Regions from separate parts of the Homo sapiens genome. Here region 2 is linked to region 1. The links are chromatin contacts, found by Hi-C or POLR2A ChIA-PET in ENCODE. All regions are on one chromosome and are shown on one strand. Each heading gives the region's core, a stretch centred on a gene start or an enhancer-like site at or near the end of the contact. The rest is flanking DNA. Distances are from core to core; before and after follow the strand shown.

Evidence for each region. Hi-C counts contacts between places; a loop is a spot of excess contacts on that map. ChIA-PET counts read pairs that join two places held with the same protein, here RNA polymerase II (POLR2A). Pooled maps may share reads with other maps.
Region 2: a loop to region 1 is called in a map of CD8-positive, alpha-beta T cell, with 8 times the contacts of the local background. The contact joins the promoter of MIAT here to the promoter of GUCD1 in region 1. A Hi-C loop is called at or near these places in 1 of 168 maps with a recorded cell type or tissue (CD8-positive, alpha-beta T cell) and 2 of 50 pooled maps. POLR2A ChIA-PET finds 5 or more read pairs at or near these places in 1 of 52 experiments (OCI-LY7).

The regions. Positions count from the first base shown.
Region 1 is chr22:24,550,303-24,557,682 of GRCh38, reverse strand. It overlaps GUCD1 (guanylyl cyclase domain containing 1), which reads left to right and starts at 2,545. Exons shown (of 6, transcript NM_001284254.2): 1 at 2,545-2,734. The coding sequence starts at 2,692. SNRPD3 (small nuclear ribonucleoprotein D3 polypeptide) reads right to left here and starts at 1,684. Exons shown (of 4, transcript NM_004175.5): 1 at 1,612-1,684; 2 at 1-26. The coding sequence starts at 8. RefSeq lists an enhancer at 1,877-1,976 and a silencer at 2,437-2,796.
Region 2 is chr22:26,655,059-26,662,438 of GRCh38, reverse strand. MIAT (myocardial infarction associated transcript) reads right to left here and starts at 4,851. Exons shown (of 5, transcript NR_033320.3): 1 at 4,785-4,851. RefSeq lists enhancers at 375-1,354, 4,788-4,837 and a silencer at 5,028-5,077.

The DNA of each region.
Region 1 (7,380 bases), core at 1,296-3,795:
ATAGACATCTTGGCAGGAAGAGAGTTCTACAATGAGAGAGACAACAGTCAGTTCATCTTTCAGAGTCTGAAAAGGCATGTGGCACACATCATGCTTCCTTTAAGGCCTGGCACTCCATAAAACTTAGCAAAAACACCAAAGCTGCATTTTCTACCAAGGAAAAAAAAAAAAGCTCAGCTCCTGGTTTGGAGGAAACTATCTGGCAAATATGTGCAAGATGTGGGGTGAGGAGGAATGATGGGATGGACAGAAGTAAAACTAGGAATGAAAAGAGAGCATCTCCCATGGGTCATGTGTCCCCGCTACCCTATGTCCCTTAATCTTCAGCTAAAGGACCATTAGCCAATACTGTGTGTGTCAGGGGAGGGGGACTGGAATGTTAATTTGTTGCACTGTTATTTGTTAACCCTTAATTGTAGATGATTACGTTTTGAGAATAATACAGGCCCGAGCTGTCCAATACAGCAGCTCATGTACACACGTAGCTATTTAAATTAAACTTAACTAAAACACAATAGAATTAAAATAAAAAAACCCAGTCCCTCAATCCCAGTGGCCATATTCCAAGTCCTCAACGGCCACATGTAGCTAGTGGCTACCCTATGGAAGGTGCAGATACAGACCAAAGGACCATGCACATCTAGGAGAGCAGGCTGTACTTTTAATTCAGCCCTTTAACCCTTCACTTATTTTACTATCAAGGATATTGAGAAAATATCAAAGTGACAACGTGCTATATGCAGGAAATGCTTGTCATGGAGGAAAATCAGGGAAAGCACCTGACTTGACCTAATCAAAAGCATCAAGCAGTGAACTTTTTATTGAGATGAGCAACAACTCTAAGTTTCAACTTAAGCGTACCTAAGACAGGAGAACATGAGGTTGAAAGGACAGGCTCCTTTGGTGAGGATCCCTGGCTTTCAGCCTTAGGAGTCTAGATTTTATGCTGAAGGTAGTGGAGAACCACTGCAGAATTATATGTAAAGAATGACGCAATGAAAAGATAGCAGCATTTATTTACAAAATGGATAGAACGTAAGGTTTAGAAGCAGAGAAACTTGTTAAAACTTCTGCAACAGTTAAAACTGCTGCAACAGTGTGGAAAGCATGAGGGGACCATTGCCTGAAAGGGGACTGGGGCAGAGATACAAAGAACTTTTTAAAAAATGACCGGCTGGGCGCGGTGGCTCACGCCTGTAATCCCAGCACTTTGGAAGGCCGAGGCCGGTGGATCCCTTGAGCCCAGGAGTTCGAGACCAGCCAGGGCAACATGGTGAAACCCCGTCTCTACTTAAAAAAAAAAAAACAAAAAAAAACTCATAGGATTTGGGGGAAGGAGATAGTCAATCAGAAATGACTTCGAGATTACTGCCTGGAAGCTTTGAAAAACACTCACCTGGAGAGATACAGAATGTGAGAAGCATGCACGTTGAGGGGAAAGCTAATGAACTTACTTCCAGGAGCTAGTGAGGCGACGCTGATGTTTGGGTGGCCCAAGCTTCCCGCTTTCTTCCCTCCCCGAGCCCCGCAGAGTTCCATGCAGCAAGTCTTTCTCCAGCCCCTGGCCCCTCACAGGCGCCTCGACCTCCCCTCGCCCGTCCCCAGCCTCACCGGCTCTGGCCTACTTTTCTTCTCTTCGGTCCGCTGCGAAAGATGCTACGGCGAAGGCGTGAGTCAAGCGAATGGCGGGCCTAACACCCAGAATTCCACTCTTTCCCAAAATGCTGCGCGCAGGGCCCGCCTCCTTCCTTTCCCCAGTGTTGAGCGCGGTCTCGCCTCCGCTTCCTCCTCACTCCGCCTGCCGGCTGGGAAACTAGGGCACCAGTACGATAGTTCCGGCACCGGAAAAGAGGGCTGATGACTGGGCCCGGGGGCCGCCGCAACGACCCTTGGGGCCGGCAAAGAGCCAGAGAGGGTGCTCACACTTCCAAGCACCCCACACCAAGGACAGGCTGGACGGCAAGGCGGAGACGCGGGGCTTGGGCCCTCAGACCGGGGACAGCAGGAGGTTGGGCCAAGGGCCAGGACTTCCCGTCACAATTTCATTTGTTGATCCCGGCACCGCCAGGTAAGGGGGGCCCTGAGTGAGGCTAGGTATCTGGTACGGATAAAGTTAGGTATAGAGTAGAGCGGCTGCCCGCTCAGGGTTATCCCTAAAGACAGTTGGAGGAGAGTTGCTTGGGGCCTCGGGGATGCACTGGGCGGGATCAGGGCTTACACCTAGGACTGGCAAAAGAGCGGGACCCGGCAGAGGCGGGGCTTGCCGAAGGGACGAGCCTCTATTCAGGAAATGCACGAGCTTTGGGGCGGGGCTCAAAGAAAGGGGCGGGGCTTCCGGGGCCCGCGTCCTGGTGAGCTGCGCGTCTGCGCGAGGATTGGGCGAGAGGGTGGGGCCACTCAACGCTGAGGCGGCGAATGGCCGGAGCAGACTTAAATCAAGAGGCTGGGGACCTCTAAGATCAAAGTTTGGGGCGGGGCCTAAGGAGGGGGCGGGGCCTCCAGATTCGAGACCTGGAAGGGCTGGGGCGGCGCTTGGGGCGGCCCAGCCGCCGCCTCCCGTTCTCTCCTCCGCAGCGGCGGCGGTGGCGGAGAAGGAACTCGACACGCACCGACCGCCCTCCCGCCCCAGCCGAAGCGGAAGCTGTAGCCCGCTCTGGGCCGGGGCCATGGGCGCCCCGCGCCGCCCGGGTCATGAGGACGGAGGCGGAGGCAGCGGGGCCGCCGCTCGAGCCCGGTCAGTGCCTCTCTGTGGGCCCAGTCTTCACCCTAGGAACGAAAGGGACCCCTCCCTAGCGCGGGGCAGGGTCCAGTCGCGCGACCTTGGGCCGACTCCCGCCTCGCCCCCACACCCGCCTGGTTCCAGTCAGTGGGGGTTTCCTGACACTCGCAGGATTGCGACCCTTGTCAGCATGGTGGGAAGGTCCGGGTAGCAGGGGCACCACCTTCCCCAGAAGCGAAAAGTCCTGCTGGAGCCGCCTTGGGAGCTCCCATGCCTTGGGAAACCGTGGAGGACTGAGGCTGGGAAGGGCAGGAAACTGGCCGAGAGCACCGAGCAATGGAAGGGCCAGTGCCCTGGCCTCCGAGACTCGGCGTTTTGTCTTGCTCTTGTTCTTCACTTTCGTTCTCTCTGCCACGCGGTAGCCTGAGCCCCTTTGGGGCGGAGACCCGGACTGGTATTCAATGTCTTGGCCGTTAGTTTGCTTGCCCAAGACGTAGGGGAGGGGGAAGACGTGATTCCTGTCCTGCTGAAGGCGCGGGGTTGATGACAAACGGAGTTCTAGCTAGTAAACTCTGAAGTGAAGTGCCAACTGTGGAAGAGGTCAACAGCATGTGGGACCCTGACCTTCAGGTGTCACTCCCAGGGAGTGTTCCCTTTTGTGTCTGCTGTGTGGAGTTGGTGGGGGATTTACAACCCTCCTCCTCCAGTTGTCTAGCCCTGTGGTCTGAGACAAGATACTTGCCTTTCCTGAGCCTCAGAGGAGGAATGGCTTACATTCACAGGGAGTGTTCTATGAGGCAGGCGCGCGCTGCGTGCAGTTGTTTACATGCAGTGCCTCATTAATCCTCATAACGAACCAGTGAAGTAGGTGCCCACTGTGATTTGCACTTTTGCAGCTGAGCAGACTGAGTCTGAGATGGGTTAAGTATTAAAGGCTAGTGCACTGCTTGCCTTCCTTAGTGACAGCCACTAACTGAGCTCAGGCCAGGGCCTTCCAGGCAGCCCTTTGGCTCCAGGCAGCAACGTCTGGCTGTGGCTTTGTGTTTAGAAGGCTAAAGCTGTTATGGGGACAGATGCCAAGGCCTCGCCTAACCTTATCACCCCCAACATGAGCACCTCTAGGTCCGATCCGCCCTTGCCGAGGCTGGAGATGGCCCTGTGGGGCCTGCCAGGCCTCAGGATCAAGGAGTTCTAGAGCGCAGGGCAAGAGGAGGAGGCGCAGCTGAGTCTCTGAGAGAGAGCTGCTGTCTTGTGCCACATTTTATAGCTGGACATGGAAAGGCATGGACAGTCATAGCCTGGCAGAAGATAGCCCAGCTAGTCAGTGTCACAGCCCAAGCCACAGAGTAAGGAGGGAGCCTCACACAGAGGGCTGTAGTCTGGAAGCCTGGGGGAGGAGGGGTGCAGAGCAGGGAAGTGACAAGTAGGCCTGGGCATCTCAAGGTATGAGGTCTTTTTGGAAAACGCCTTCCATTCCCCAAGCATATCTAAGTGCCTACTCTGGGCTGAGGGTTGGAAGGAGGCAAATGCAACCTCATCCCCATCTGCCACTGAAGAATTCTCATTGCCTCTTTAAGGACTCCATATTGAGGGGCCCTGAGAGTGAGAGGGATTAGAGCATGGAGACAACATTAACATTTCAGACTAAGGCTCATCAGCTATCATTAGTGATAGTGTAGTTTATGTGTGGCCCAAGACAATTCTTCCAGTGTGGCCCAGGGAAGCCAAAAGATTGGACACTCCTAGACTAAGGGATGTGCAAGAGCAAAAGCTGGGGAGGAAACAGTATGAGTAGAGAAAAACAAAAAGGCAGTGTGTGGCTGCTGTGAGGGGTTCTTGAACAGGCAGGCATTCACCGTGACAGCACAACATCCTGCATAGAGCTCTCCCACTGCTCAGCTCTTTATGAGTCCCTAGGGGTCAGGGCTTGGGTGGGTCTTTAGTTACCTTTGTGTCCCCAGAGCCTAGCAAACAGTGAGGGCTTATTTTATTTTTAATTATCTGGGTGTGGTAGCGTGTGCCCATAGTTCCAGCTGCTCAGGAGGCTAAGGTCAGAGGATCCCTTGAGCCTGGGAGTTCAGGGCTGCAGTGAGCTCTGGTCACACCACTGCACTCCAGCCTGGGCGACAGAGTGAGACCCTGTTTCAGAAGAAAACAAAAAGTTCTTTTTTTTCCTTTTCCTTTTTTTTTTTTTGAGATGGAGTCTCACTCTGTCGCCCAGGCTGTAGTGCAGTGGCGTAATTTTGGCTCACTGCAACCTCCGCCTCCCAGGTTCAAGCAATCCTCCTGCCTCAGCCTCCCGAGTAGCTGGGATAAGAGGCTCTGGCCCCTGCCCGGCTAATGTTTGTATTTTTAGTAGAGACAGGGTTTCACCATGTTGGCCAGGCTGGTCTCAAACTTCTGACCTCAAGTGATCCGCCTGCCTTGGCCTCCCAAAGTGCTTGGATTACAGGCGTGAGCCACTGTGCACGGCCTAAAAAAAGTTTATTTCTTCCAGCAAATATTTATTGAGTTACTATTAAACATTCAACACCAGCAACTGAGAATAACAGTGAACAAGATCAGCAAGTTTCCTGCTGTCTCAGTTCATTTGTGCTTCTATAACAAAATACCTGGGACTGGGTAATTTAGAAACAATAGAAATTTAATTTCTTTTTTTCTTTTTTGGAGATGGAGGTCTCACTATTTTGCTCGAACTGGTCTGAAACTCCTTGGCTCCTCTTGCCTTGGCCTCGTGAGTAGTTGGGATTACAGGTGTGTGCCACTGTGCCCAGCTCTAGAAATTTAATTCTTCACAGTTCTGGAGACTCTGAGGTCCAAGATCAAGGCGCTGGCAGGTTCTGTGTCTGGTAAAGGCCTGTTCCTTGTAGATGGTGCCACCTACGTGTCCTCACATGGTGGAAGGAACAGAAAGGGCATGAACACTGCTTTTACATGACAGAAGAACAGAAGGGCAAAAAAAATGGCCTATGCTAGTTTCCTCCAGCCCTTTTATAAGGCACTAGTTCACTGATGAGGGCAGAGCCCTCCTGACTTCACAAAAGGCCACACTTCTTATTTATTTATATTTTTGGTTGTGGATATCTTCTGCACCCATTTCTTCATACCACCACAATGGAGATTAAGTTTCAACATAAATTTTGGAGAGGATACCATAGCACCTGCCTTCAGGAAGCTTGCCGTCTCAAGAGAGTGGCTTGATGCTATTGTTACTTTTGCCAAGCACTGTGAAGGAAACGAATAGGATGCTGTGAAGGAGAGTTCCCTCGTTTCTCAAAGGCTTAGTCAGAAAAACCTCTAAGAAGAGATTTTGAGCTGGGACCTGAATGACTAGAAGGGACACAACCTTGAGAACAGCAGCCGGGAGAGAGTTTCAGACAGAGGGATCCTCACGTGCAGATGCCTTGGGGTAGAATGAAGCCTTGATGAGTTCACAGGTTAACTAGACCACAGGTGAGGGCAGCCAAGATGAGGCTGGCGGGCCAGGTTAGGCAGGGCCCCGGTAAGGGATGAGAACCTTATTCCAAGAGCAGTGGGAAACTGAATGGGAATCCCTACGGCTGCTGTATGTAGAGGTGGGAGAGGTGCTGGGAGTGGAATTTGGGGCAGGGACAGGCAGGGGTCAGTGCCACTGAATCCTTGGCAGTGATAGCAGGGGAACATGTGAGCGCCTTGAGTGAACGGCCTGGGTATCTTTTGGAGGCATCTGGGTTAAGAGGAAGGAAGAGAATGAGGCCTCAGTCCAGCCTGGGCTTAGCATACCAGGCCCCAGCTGGGGGCAGGTTCACATTATTAGCACCTGCAAAGGGCTTTATAGACGTTCTTGTCCTTAGGGTTCACATCACCCTGCAGGCTGGCGTCTGGTAGTCCATTTCACAGAGGAAGAAGCAGGCACAGAGAGGCCAGGCAACTTAGCTAGCAGGTGGCCTGCTTTGCTCATGCCATTGTGCCTTCCATGGGCCCTGCTGCACATGGAGTAGAAAGACACCAGGAGCAGTGATAGGTCCCTGCCTCTTGGGAACGTATAAGCAACACAGGAGGGCACAGACAAGCTCAATGCAAGGGCCGCATCCTAGGAGGCAAAGTGTGAACTCAAGCCCAGAGAAGTACAGATGAGTGAAAGGGTGTAGCCAGTCTGTGATCAGGGAAGGCCCTGGAAATGGCCTCTGAGCCAGGCCTTGAAGGCTGGGGAAGGTCAGACATAGGAAGGGAGGAACTTGGGATTCAAAGCCTGGTAGGTTGGAAAGGCCAGGACAGATCCCAGGACTAGTGAGTGGCCGTCTTAGCTGGCGCACACAGGGAAGTGAGGGGAACTGGGGCTGGCACAGCAGGAGGGCTCCTGGGGTGGCTCTACACAGAGCTGGTCACACAGTCCAGGAGAGACCTGCCAGATGGGGAAACAATGTGGGCAAGGTTTTCACGTGCTGAATGAGTGTCATGAGTGAGTAACAGCAGAGATAAGTCTCTTCCTCTTTAGACTCTGAACTTTGTCCAGGTTCATGAGGTGGCTACGGAGGAGGGTCCTGCATGCCACAAGCCCATTTGCCCCACCTCAGGGCCTTAGCACATGCTGTTCCCCCATCCCCTCTAAGGCACACCCCCACTGTTTTCCCCAGCCTAGGCCTCTATTTTGCTATGTTTGCTTATTTTTGCTATCCACC
Region 2 (7,380 bases), core at 3,602-6,101, 2.1 Mb before region 1:
CACTTATTAAGAACAGATGCTAATTGGGAGTGTCTTTATCTACATGGCAAAACAAGCTGGGTTTTATTATCCCCACTTTACAGATGAGGAAACTGAGGTTCAGTTAGAAAATAAGGCAACCAGGATTCTAAACAGGCCTCTTGGACCCCAAAGGGGCAGAGGGTGTATTCAAATAGGGGCAGGGACTGGGCGCAGTGGCTCACACCATAATCCCAGCACTTTGAGAAGCAGAGGCAGGAGAATTGCTTGAGGCCAGGAGTTCACGATCAGCCTGGGTAACAGATCAAGGCTCTGCCTCTACAAAAAATTCAAAAATTAGCTGGGCGTGGTTATGTGTACCTGTGCCTGTGGCTATTTGGGAGGCTTCAACAGGAGGACCGCTTTAACCCAGGAGGTAGAGGCTGCAGTGAACCGCGATTGCTCCACTGCATTCCAGCCTGGGTGACAGAGCAGATCCATGTATATGTGTGTGTGTGTATATATATATATATATATATATATATATATATATATATATATATGGATCTATATAGATCCATATATATATGGATTAAATGATAAAAGATCCAAGGAAGGTATATGTAAACTGCAAACTCGATGGCCATCTGCATTACTATTACTGTGAGAAAACTGGCCCATGATTGATAAATCATCTCTGTTCAGTTTATGCCGGTTGCTTTCACAGTCTGTAGGCAAATGATTGAGTTCACTTTTAGGAGAGTGGCATAGTGTAGTAGTTACAAACACATGTTTCAGAGTCAAACAAGATACGGGTTGACATCCTGACTGCACAGCTAATTCGCTGCGTGGCCCTGGGCTCATCACTTCACCTCTCTGAGCCTGTTTCCCACCTGCAATGCCTAATCCCTGCCTTATCATGGAGTCTCCATGATGCAGCACTCAGCAAGAACCTTGGTAAACGGTAACAAAGTGGTAGTTAGGGTTAGTTACTACTCATCATCTACTCCACACCTTTGAGTATACAATAGCTCAGCACCCGCCTCCCTTCCATGACTCATCTGGTAGCTTCCAGAGGGGCCCACCTGGCACCACAAGGGATAAGGGGACACCTGCCTCATCTGATCTGATCAGAGTGGGATGGGATAGGGAGACAGATGTCACTCTTAGCCAGACTTCACCTCTGCTCTTGAGAATCTCTGGCTATTGTTCCTCGGAGCTCAAGCTGACAGATGAGTCAGGCCTCAGAGACAAGGGAAGGGATCCTCTTGAAACAAAGACTGGCCTACAAGTTATTCACCAGCCCATTGAATCTGCACAATGGACCCAATGCCCCAGAAACACGCTGCTCGAACAGGCTAATAATCACCCAGGAGACAAACCAGCAGCCTCAACAGAAATAAAAGCAAATCACTAAGTATCCATACAAGACTCAGGGGCTACATAAGTGAACTCAGCTGACACCCAGTGGGTGCACGATAACATTCACTAGCTTTAGTAAGCACCTACAGGGCACCGAACATGCACTGGTTCATAGCCTCACGGCCGCTTTTTAAAACCGGGATTGTGATTGCCACTTTATAGATGAGGAAACAGGCTCAGAAAAGGGAGATTACTCCCTGACTGAAGTGGACACACATGGAGAGAAGGATTTGCACACGGACCTGCGTAACTCTCAGCTGCTTCTCTTTCCACCACTCTGCACTGTCTTGATGAATAAGTAAATTCAAAGAGTGTAATCCTGCCCTGGGAAGAAGCATGGATCACAGCCAGAGAAAGGACCTTAAAATGAAGACGCAGAAGAAAAGAAAAATTGGAAACAACTAGCAGGACCAACAATAGGGAACTGACGAAGTAGACCATGCTTATCTCCTCCATGAAACACTGAAATCTCTCATAATGATTTCTGCAAAGGTCGTAATAACATGGAGAAACACATCTGATGTAACTTTTCAAAAGCATTATACATATAATGCAATTTCTTTTCTTCTTCTTCTTCTTTTTTTTTTTTTTTTTTTTGAGATAGTCTCCGTCACCCAGGCTAGAGTACGGTGGTGTAATCTCTGCTTATTGCAACCTCCGCCTCCTGGGTTCAAGTGATCCTCCTGCCCCAGCCTCCAGAGTAGCTGGGCTATAGGCACATGCCACCATGCAGTTAATTTTTGTATTTTTAGTAAGACAGGGTTTCGCCATGTTGACCAGGCTGGTCTCGAACTCCTGACCTCAGGTGATCCACCCACCTCAGCTTCCCAAAGTGCTAGGATTACAGGCGTGAGCCACCATGCCCAGCCAATTTCAATAATAGAAAATATACCAGAGAGAAATACATGAAAATGAAGTTTTCAGGTCAGGTGTGGGGGCTCACGCCTGTAATCCCAGCATTTTGGGAGGCTGAGGCGGGCAGATCACTTGAGGTGAGGAGTTCGAGACCAGCCTGGCCAACATGCCAAAACCCCGGCTCTACAAAAAATCCAAAAATTAGCTGGGCATGGTGGCACATGCCTGTGGTCCCAGCTACTTGGGAGGCTGAGGCACAAGGATCACTTGAACCCAGGAGGTGGAGGTTACAGTGAGCCAAGATCACACCACTGCACTCCAGCCTGAGCAAAAAGTAAGGCTCTGTTTCAAAAAAAAAAAAAAGAAAGAAAGAAAGAAAGAAAAAGAAAAAAAGAAAATGGAGTTTTCTTTTTTTTTTGTCTTTTCTAAATCCTTTACAATTATCATGCATTTTATTAAACTTATTGAATTTGTCTTTTAAAATCGGAAAAAATTATAAAAATTCTCATTTATTTTTACTTATTTATTTTAGAGACAGGGGTCTCACCATGTTGCCCAGGCTTGGCTTGAACTCCTGGGTTCAAGCCATCCTCCCGCCCCAGCCTCCCAAAGTGCTGGAATTGCAGGTGTTAGCCACCGTGCCCAGCCCAAAATTCTCATTTTTAATGCAAGCATAGAGAATTATTCTCCTAAAGCTGGCGGTAAGGGGTTATGGTTGTTTTGGGGGACTGTGAAGACTTCACCACTCTTCCCTGTTAAGGAGTAGGGTTAAGGCTTAAAATGAGTAGATTTCAGAACAGTTCTCAATGGCAAGGATCACTAAATAGTAAAATAGGCGGGCATGGGGGACATGGAAGGTGTTTACATAAAATGCTTTCAACATGAAATTAACCAAACTTAGAGTGGGATCAATTCAATGCCACACAAAGCTAGGAGCTGGCAAAGTGTCCGGAAATGGTTTGCCCAGGCTGCTGGATGATTCTGCCTAGAAAGTTGAGGGGCGAGGTGGGGGCACTCTTCCCTCAACCAAGCATCTGCCCACCTGCAGGATGAGGATGAGGAGGTCTGAGTAAACATCAGATACCCAGCCCCACCCCAAACCTGCTGACTCATCCTCCTTGCCACGTGGCTCAGACATCTGCTTACTGGAAGCAACGCCCCTAAAGTCTGAGAACCACCGTCCTCAGGTTTCCCTGTCTGTCAAGTGGAATTACTCATCCCTGCCCTGCGTCTACCCCCGCCTCCCTCCCTGGGCCATCGCGGGGCTCCCAGATGCTCCCAAATGGGAATGCGCTTTGCAAAGCACTGAGTCCAGAGCAAGTGTTTTGCTTTGAGTCGTGCTCAGTCCCAGCCTGGCCCCGAGAAAAAACAAAGCCGTTCCCTCAAGTTCTCTCGCAGTCCTCCCTCTCATACTTCCTCCCCTCCCGCCGCAGCAGGTGGGGGCGTTTTCCCCGCGGCGGCACTGCAGTGGGGTGTGCGCGCCAACAATCCCAGGCGCCGGGCAGCCTCGGATCCGGAGCCTGGGATGAGGGTGGGGAATCCAGGGCGCGCCCCCCAGGCCTCCTCCTGCACAATCCCAGAAACAATTTCTCTACCCCAGGGCCCTCCGCTGGAAGAGGGGAAAGGTCTGGCCCCTTTCTTCCCAAATCCCCAGCCTCTCCAGGGAGTGTCCTGGAGCCGAGGAGAGGTAGAGAGAATCGAGCTGGTGGGTTGCGGGATCTCCTCAGACCCTTTAGGAGATGCAACATGGGCTTTAGAGTCCTACATATCTGGATTCACAATCACTGGCTGTGTGACCTTGGAGGTGTCGATAACCCTCTCTGAATCTCCATTTCTTCATCTTTAAAATGGGGTTGTTTCTTACCACCTCGTGGGACTGTTGTGATAACGCTTGCAAAGCACCAAGCACGTCCCTGCGTAGAGTAACCTCTCCATAAACTGATGTCACTGTTGTTTTCAACGAGGGTGGGTTACCTACCAGCCCTCTCCATCCTTTTGGAGCCAAATTTGACGCCGGACATCTGGGAAGTGAAGGAATGGCAGGCTCGGGGGGTTGGGTCGGGGGCGGGCTGAGTATGAGGGAAGGGGAGCTCAAGGACCCTGCCCCACCGCCCCACCCCCACCTCCAGTTCCGAGACCCTCTGGCTCTGCCCGTGGCTTGGCCAGTTAATTGCTAACCTGGTGGACCGAGAAGGTCCGCGGGTCCACCTCCCAAATTGTGTCTTGTGTCGTCGGAAGGAAAGGGTCTTTGTTCCCCCTCATAATCATGATTGCAAGATCCCCATTCGCACTGGACTCCTAAAGCATCCTCCCCTTGCCTGACCTCACCCCCCATCCCAGCCAGAGTCTTGGCTGTGTTTGAGAATTACAGGCTGTAAAGCCTCTTCATCCATCCAATGCGGGACACTTCAGGCGGCGTTGCATCCCTGAACCCAGCCCTGGGACTCTGGGACCTACCCTCGACCCCAGCCTTGGGGAATTAGGCTGTTCCCCGTTAGGGGACAAGGACACTTGGGAAGGAAGGCTTCTAGGATGGGGCGACGTCTTACCTCGGGTCCGCGGTCCTGCGGCGCTAGTGCAGAGGGCTCTTTGTGCCCCGGCTCACAGCGCAGAACTGGGGGAGCCCCTGCAAGCGCCTCCCATCTCAAACTCCTCCCCGCACTCGTCCGCAGCCTCCCTCCCTCTGGTCCCGCGAGCGCAGCCGGCGTCGTCTTTGTAGCTGCTGCAGCGCCCATGAAATTTTAATGCGGGAGCGGCTGGCGGGCGGAGGCGCCCCACCCCCGGCCCTCACCTCCACCCTCCTCCCGCCTCCTTGCGCCCCTACAACCTCACACCCAACCCCTCCTTACCCGCGCCCAGAGTCCTGGCCAGGAAAGCGGGGTGCAACCGGTCTTGGAGGGAGCACTCCGCAGCCCCCGCCGCACAAAGGGGCTAGCTGGCCGGTGCGCTCAGCCTCCCGCATCCCCACCCGCGGCGCTGTCATGGCAACGCTTGCCCGTCCACATTAGGCCGCAGAGAGCTCAGGGCTGGAGAGGCGCGGGGGCTGCGCGCGACCGCGGACCAGGGGCGCAGAAGCCTGAACCCCGGAGTAAGAGGACAGAAGACGCTTGTTCTGGCATAGCGCCAAGGGCTTAACCAGGAAGACCTCGGGTGTATGCCTCTTTATGCACATGGTTATGGTGGAGTCCAGATTTGAACCCATAACTGTTAACTTCATGCGTGTACAGCATTTGGCCTAACAACATTTATAGGTTTAATCTTGAATTTTTTATTATTATTTATTCTTATTGTTTTAGAGATGGGACCTCACTCTGTCACCCCGGCTGAAGTGCAGCGGCACAATCATAGCTCACCGCACCCCCCCGAACTCCTGGGTTCAAGCAGTCCTCCTGCCCCCGCCTCAGCCTTCGGAGTAGCTGGGACTACAGGCGCGAGCCACCGCGCCCGGATTAGTCTTTTATTTAACTGCCCTCTTCTTAGTACCTACTATTTTCTAGAGTAGGGATGCTAGGAAGTGGTCCTGAAGTAGTGGTTCTAGAGTTGCAGCATCCACATTGCTTGAGAACGTGTTAGAAATCCAATTCGAGGCCAGGCGCGGCGGCTCACCCCTGTAATCCCAGCACTTTGGGAGGCCAAGGCGGGTGGATCACCTGAGGTCAAGAGTTCAAGACCAGCCTGGCCAACATGGTGAAACCCCATCTCTACTAAAAAATTAGCCGGGTGTGGTGGCGGGTGCCTGTAATCCCAGCTACTCGTGAGGCTGAGGCACTAGAATCACTCGAACCCGGGAGGCGGAGGTTGCAGTGAGCCGAGGTCGCGCCACTGTACTCTAGCCCGGGTGACAAGAGCCAGACCCCATCTCAAAAAAAAAAAAAAGAAAAAGAAAAGAGGCCGGGCACGGTGGCTGGCTCACACCTGTAATCCCAGCACTTTGGGAGGCCGAGGCAGACAGATCACCTGAAGTCAGGAGTTCGAGACCAGCCTGACCAACATGGAGAAACCCCGTCTCTACTAAAACTACAAAATTAGCCAAGCGTGGTGGCACATGCCTGTAATACCAGCTACTCTGGAGGGTGATGCAGGAGAATCGCTTGAACCGGGTAGGCAGAGGTTGCGGTGAGTCGAGATCATACCATTGCACTCCAGCCTGGGCAACAAGAGCGAAACTCCATCTGAAAAAAAAAAAGAAAAGAAAAGAAAAGAAAAATACAATTCAGGCTGGGTGTGGTGGCTCACGCCTGCCTGTAACCCCAGAACTTTGGGAAGCCTGGGGGACAAGCTTGCTTGAGCCCAGGAGTTCCAGACCAGCCTGGGCAACAAAGCGAAACCTTATTTCCACAAAAAATACAAAAAAATTAGCCAGGCCTGGCGGTGTGTGCCTGTAGTCCCAGCTGCAGTGAGCCCTGGGGAAAGAAAGGAAGGCCCAGACATCTATGTTTCAGTAAGCCCACCAAGGAATTCTGATGCACACTCAAGCTGGAGAACCACTGTGCTAGAACATTCCAGCGACCTTCAGAACCAGACTATTCCGGGTTTACATTTCAGTTCTGCCCATGCCTCTGACCAAATGTGACCTTAGGCAAGCTCCACACCCTTCCTCAGTTACTTGTCCATAAAGTAGAGATAATAATGGAATCCACATCATCAGGCTAAATGAAGGAAGTGTGATTAGCACAGTTGCTGGCACCTAGTAAGGGCTCACGACATATTTATATTATTAAACTACAACATCTCTTTTGTCACATTTCTGTGAATATTGTTTATCATCTTCATCGCTCACATAAAGAGGCTCAGAGAGGCAATGAGAGCTGCCCACAGACACCGTAAGGCACTCAGGTAGATTTAAGCCTGTCCTTTTAGATTCCAACTTCCCCAGCTTTCTCTGGACTACACATCTGTTGCTGGGACCAGCCCTGGTCTTCAGAAAATACAAACCCAATTCAACAAACCTATAAAACATTTCCAATGTGCCCAGCCCAAGACCATTGCAGGAAGCTTGAGAGTCCCAAGGAGGCTTTAGACACAGCCTCCTACCCTGACAGAGTTAACAGTCCTGCCAGGGTGGTAAGACCCATGTGAAAGAGTTAGAGAAAAGGCAAGGCAGTGTGTGGTCACAGCATTGCCCAGAGTATGCAGCCCACTATC